Linked DNA regions of Homo sapiens: region 2 is linked to region 1. Evidence: read pairs that join two places in POLR2A ChIA-PET (ENCODE). Cell type or tissue: Panc1. All regions are shown on one strand. Each heading gives the region's core, and the rest is flanking DNA. Links, peaks and the distances in the headings are about the cores only. Region 1 overlaps GPR107 (G protein-coupled receptor 107). Region 2 overlaps FNBP1 (formin binding protein 1).

Region 1 (2,917 bases), core at 146-2,645:
GAGGCGGGCAGATCACGAGGTCAGGAGATCGAGACCATCCTGTCCAACATGGTGAAACCCCATCTCTACTAAAAATAAAAAATAAAAAAATTAGCTGGGCATGGTGGCGTGTGCTTGTAGTCCCAGCTACTTGGCAGGCTGAGGCAGGAGAATCGCTTGAACCCAGGAGGCTGAGGTTGCAGTAAGCCGAGATAGAGTGCCACTGCACTCCAGCCTGGGCGACAGAGCGAGACTCTGTCTCAAAAAAAAAAAAAAAATTGGAGTATCTACCTCTCTCTTCTTTCAAATTTCCCTGCAGAAAACTAGTTACATGTTGTGGTAATAAATTTTCCTTAAGAACAGAAAAGTTAAGACAGTTTTTTTAAAACCTAAAACAGGACTCTGATGGACATGAAAAGTTCTATCAGCTAGCACCAAAAGACAGAGCTTGCTAGAAATTATTAGGATCATAATTTCTTGGAATATATAAGGTATAGGCCTCCCAGAGTTAGTTTGCTTCCTGAGTCTTGAAAGAACGTTTCCAAGTCTTTTTTTTTTTTTTTTTTTTGAGACGGAGTTTCGCTCTTGTCTCCCAGGCTGGAGTGCAATGGCGTGATCTCGGCTCACTGCAACCTCCGCCTCTTGGGTTCAAGCGATTCTCTTGCCTCAGCCTCCCGAGTAGCTGGGATTACAGTCATGCGCCACCATGCCACGCCTGGCTAATTTTGTATTTTTAGTAGAGACGGGTTTTCTCCGTGTTGGTCAGGCTGGTCTCGAACTCCTGACCTCAGGTGATCCACCCACCTCGGCCTCCCAAAGTGCTGGGATTATAGGCGTGAGCCATCGCGCCCGGCCCTGTTTCCAAGTCTTTCATCTGTTCGTTTGGCATTGTCACTTCAGACAGTTCCTTTGCTCAAGCAAACATCAGACTTCAGTGGTAGAGAGAGATGCAAGAGCAGACACTCCACTTGGGGTTGATTTTTTTTTTCTTTCTTTGTTTTATTTTTTCTTTCCCATGGATTTTATGTCATCCACCAAATAGGCACAGGTCATCACAGAACCTCTCTTGTTGCATGCAGTGATAATGAGTGGTCCTTGACCAGCAGGCCAGCTGAGCTTAGTCCCCTTGCACAGGCCATGCTCTAGTGGCCAGCACATTGAGTCTTTGTCACTGCAAGGAGAAATGAAGGCATCCTGTCTTGCTAGAGAACTTGGTAGTATTTGTACTTCTGTGAGTGTGGACCTCGAATGCTTGCAGCATCTGCCAGAGAAGAGGACAGAAGTCAGTAATTTCCCTGTGTGGCTTTATTTTGCTATTACTACTGGTAAATATTCCTCAAAGCCTGAGCATAAGAAATAAAATCTTTGGAGATTGAAATCAAGGGCTTATGTCTGTGGATAGGGTGAGGAAGGGTTAAGAACAACCTGACTAAAGTGTCTTGTGCTCCCGGTGGGTGTGGCTGTTAGCAATATCTTGGTCACCTGGAGAGAGAGAAGAAATTCAAGTGTAACTAGCAGAGTAGCCATGTCTCTCCGCTGCACGTATTAATTCACACTGTAAGTGTCACATACTTTTCTTTGAGTGATTCTGTTTTCTGTTTCCTAGTTCATTTGTGAAAGCAAATTGTTAAAGTGGTGTCCTAATTTTAATGTTGATCTGATTTCCTGTTTCTTTCCTCCTCATGCAGATTGTGTGTTACATATACTTCACTAGGATCATTGCATTTCTCCTCAAACTCGCTGTTCCATTCCAGTGGAAGTGGCTCTACCAGGTACGCTGCTCACAGGGCAGAATGCCAGAGAATTTATGCCTGAGGATAAAGTCTTGAAGTGTAACTTAACAGTTGTTACTAATTTATCTGGGAATGACCACTAAGACCTTCCATCTCTTCTTTTTTTTAACTAAAAATTTTTTTTTTAGTTTTTGAGACAGGGTCTCACTCTGTCACCCAGGCTGGAGTGCAGTGGCGCAATCTCAGCTCACTGCAACCTCCACCTCCCGGGTTCAAGCGATTCTCCTGCCTCAGCCTCCTGAGTAGCTGGGATTATAGGGATGCACCACCATGCCCAGTTAATTTTTGTTTTTTTAGTAGAGATGGGGCTTTGCAGTGTTGGCCAGGCTGGTCTCAAACACCTGATCTCAAGTGATCCGCCCACCTTGGCCTCCCAGTGTTCTGGGATTACAGGTGTGAGCCACCACACTTGGCCTCCTTCCATCTCTTCTGGCCTATAATTGAGATGATCTGTTTGTCCAGAAATGCTGCTGGATTCTATGAGGAATCTGAAAATAATTGCATTCTTGATTTTAGTTTTCAGTCTTAAAAGTCAAGAGAAAAGCTTCAGGTAGAGAAAGATTTGCCCTGAATCATTAGAACTTAGATGAGATGTGGTCCTTTCCTTTAGTTACAGGGCTGAGTAGTTAGAATTCAGGCTGCCCTTCTTCTTTGCCCATTTTATTATTTCGATAATAAGTATCTTTGCGACAAACTAGAACTAGCTTAACTACTAGAGGAAGCCACCAAATGACTTTTTTCTTGAATAACTCACTGGGTGCTGTAGGCACTGTGGGAGGAAGTGGGTATGTGGTGAGCTCTTAAAAGCTACCCATGAAGACTGGTGAAAGCACAGCAGAGCACAGCCTCGGAAATGTCAGCCCTGGGCAGGACACTCCTCGTTTAGGCCTCGGCAAGTCTAAGGAAAATGCCCTGTAGCAGGAAGTGGCATCTGAGTAAAGAACCATCGAGTGGTGGGTTGTGGGGAAATATGTCAGTTTGTTGAATTCCACTGCTTTCTGAAGAACAGTGTTGCTAATCTCTTTATTTTGGGGTGGTTTTTAAACTTGCAGCTCCTGGATGAAACGGCCACACTGGTCTTCTTTGTTCTAACGGGGTATAAATTCCGTCCGGCTTCAGATAACCCCTACCTACAACTTTCTCAG
Region 2 (2,917 bases), core at 115-2,614, 120 kb before region 1:
CTCCAGCCTGGGTGACAGAGCAAGACCCAGTCTCAAAAAAAAAAAAAAAAAAAAATCGCTAAGAGGCAATTTTTGTCCATGTGCATGCCAAATTAGTGGAAAAAACGCTAATCTGCAGAGATGAAGAGGAAAGCAAACACAAGACATTATTACCCCCATATGTTCAAAATGTACCTGTGGACTTTCCACTGGCCAATTTAAGTCCCTTGTGAGACTGGCCTGTTCATCCAGCCACTGGTTCTGTGAGATATCCCTTGCAACAGACACTTTTGTCTGAGCATCTTGGCTGACAATCTAGCAGCTATCCCCCATCCATCCCATCTTCCCTTTGGCAGAGCACCTGTCTTATTACAGGATCACTTTCTCCATCTCTCTTGCAACACAGACATGGGCATGTGACATTACCCTGGCTAACCAGATGTAGCAGATATCTACTAAACACGTACTGAGAAAGGTTTCCTCCCAAAAAAACCCGGATACTTTTTGTATTTTTAGTAGAGATGGGGTTTCACCATGTTGGAAAGGCTGGTCTCCAACTCTTAACCTAAAGTGATCTGCCTGCCTCGGCCTCCCAAAGTGCTGGAATTGCAGGCATGAGCCACTGCACCCGGCTCCCTCCTCTTCTTTACTTGACGTGGTCATAGCTACCTGTGATGCTTGAAATGGCAGAGCCAGAGATGGAAAGCACCTGGCTTTTTGATGACAATTTCTCAGCTATTACTGAACTGAGACACCAACCTGGAATTTCCCTGCCTCTGGACTCTTTGTCATGTGAGATAGAAAATGTGCCCTTGTTGTCTAAGCCACTTTTCTTTGGGTCTTTTTTTTTTTTTTGTCTCCTTCCAAAATGTTGCTATAATTCAACCATTCTTATTGAGAGCTCACTCTCAGCCAAGCTCTGTACTGGCACTGGAATGAGAGTAGGGAACAGTAGAGTGCTAATGAGCACTCTAGGCTAAAAGAGCAGTAGAAACATAGACTTGCAGGGCTCAAGATAGACATGGGATTAGGGAAGGCCTTTCAGAGGGAGGGATTTCTAAGAGGAAATGAGAAGAATAAGTAAAAATCAGCCAAGCCAAACAGACAGCAGAGATGGAAGGAAGGTGGAAAAGCAAGAGACAGTTAGGTGGGCGTGGTGGCAGGCACCTGTAGTCCCAGCTACTCGGGAGGCTGAGGCGGGAGAACAGCGTGAACCCAGGAGGCGGAGCTTGCAGTGAGCTGAGATGGTGCCATTGCACTCCAGCCTGGGTGACAGAGTGAGACTCCATCTCAAAAAAAAAAAAAAAAAAAAAAAAAAAAATATATATATATATATATATATATAAAATATATATAACATTATTACTTATAACAGCATGAAGAATTACAAGTAGACAGAAACAAACATAATAAAAGGTGTGCAAGAACATAATAGAGCAAAGTATAAAACTTTATTAAAATGCATTTGCTAAGGTTTTAATGAATGTATCCTCCAAAAGTCATGCTGGAACTTAACCTCCAAGGTGACAGTACTAAGAGCTGGTGCCTATGGGAACTGATTAGGCTATGAAGGCTCCACCCTCATGGATGGGATTAATGCCCATATGAAAGATGCTTCAGAGAGCTGCTGTTGCTCTTCCATCCCTTCCCCATGTGGCAACACCAACACCTAGATAGCACCATCTGAGGAATGGGCCTTCACCAGTCACTGAACCTGCTGGCACCTTGATCTTGAACTTCCCAGCCTCCAAAACTGTGAGAAATAAATTTCTGTTGTTTATAAATTATCCACTCTCAGGTATTTTGTTATAGCAGCACAAATGGACTAAGACAACATTAAAGAAAAACAGAATAAATATAGAAATATACCATGTTCATGGATTGGAAGGCCATATATTATAGATATATCAATCCTCCCCTAGATTATCTACAGATTCAATGCAGTTCAATTAAAACCCCAACAAGTTTTCTGGAGAACAAAATTCTAAGATTTAAATCAAGATGCAAAGGTCAATTAATAGCCAAAACACTCTTGAAGAACAACAAGGTAGGAATAGTAGCCACACCAGATACTGACTTATTCTAAAGTTAATTAAGAGGCTTTGTGCTATTGGCCAGGGACAAAGACATAGACAAATACAAAGAATTGAAAGGCCAGGAACAGGTCCATGCAAAAATGACTTTTGATTTAGGATAGATGTAGCCATGTAGAAAAGATGCAGAGCCTAATGGCTAAGAATCTGGATTCTGGAACTAGAATAAATTGGTTTGAATGCTGGCTCTTTGACTACTAGGTATGCCACATGAAGCAAGTATTTAACTTCTGTGTTGCTGTTTCTCAACTCAAAAGAGGATAGAAGCAGGACCTACTCACTGAGTTACTAAAAGGATTAGTAAATTACCTCATGCTTAGCATATGCCTGGCACATGGTAAGCCCTCAGTAAGTGTTAATGCTATCATTTTCATCATCATCATCATCATTGTCATCAACCAGTGGGGAAAGAACAAGCTGTTCAATAAGAGGTACGGGGATAATTGCATATCTATCGGGAAAAATGAGATAAAACCTCTACTTTTAAAAATATACAAAAACTTATTCCAGGTGGATTAAGAATTAAGAACCTAAATGTAAAAGGCTAGGCTATAAAACTTTTAGGAGACAATATAGGATAATATCTTTTGGATCCTGAGGTAGGAAATTTGTTTTGTTTTGTTTTGTTTTGTTTTTTAATTGAGATGGAGTCTCGCTCTGTCGCCCAGGCTGGAGTGCAGTGGTGCGATCTCGGCTCACTGCAACCTCCATCTCCTGGGTTCAAGCGATTCTCCTACCTCAGCCTCCCAAGTAGCTGAGAATACAGGCGCGTGCCACCACACCAGGCTAATTTTTTGTATTTTTAGTGGAGACAGGGTTTCACCATGTTAGCCAGGATGGTCTTG

The links. Peaks named below come from ENCODE experiments on the same cell type or tissue, not always from the same donor. Only the 100,000 strongest peaks of a DNase experiment are listed, where the experiment ranks them.
Region 2: POLR2A ChIA-PET joins it to region 1 with 6 read pairs; 3 of 35 experiments call an interaction of 5 or more read pairs at or near these places.

Annotation. Positions count from the first base shown.
Region 1 is chr9:130,125,816-130,128,732 of GRCh38, forward strand. It overlaps GPR107 (G protein-coupled receptor 107), which reads left to right. Exons shown (of 18, transcript NM_020960.5): 16 at 1,668-1,751; 17 at 2,825-2,917. Among named protein-coding and RNA genes, the nearest start is that of GPRACR, 17 kb to the right of the region's middle. In Panc1, for the core only: no CTCF peak of the experiment used is centred there; no DNase peak of the experiment used is centred there.
Region 2 is chr9:130,009,945-130,012,861 of GRCh38, forward strand. All of the region lies in intron 1 of FNBP1 (formin binding protein 1), which reads right to left. Among named protein-coding and RNA genes, the nearest start is that of FNBP1, 32 kb to the right of the region's middle. RefSeq lists enhancers at 106-155, 736-815. In Panc1, for the core only: no CTCF peak of the experiment used is centred there; no DNase peak of the experiment used is centred there; H3K27ac peaks cover 325 bases.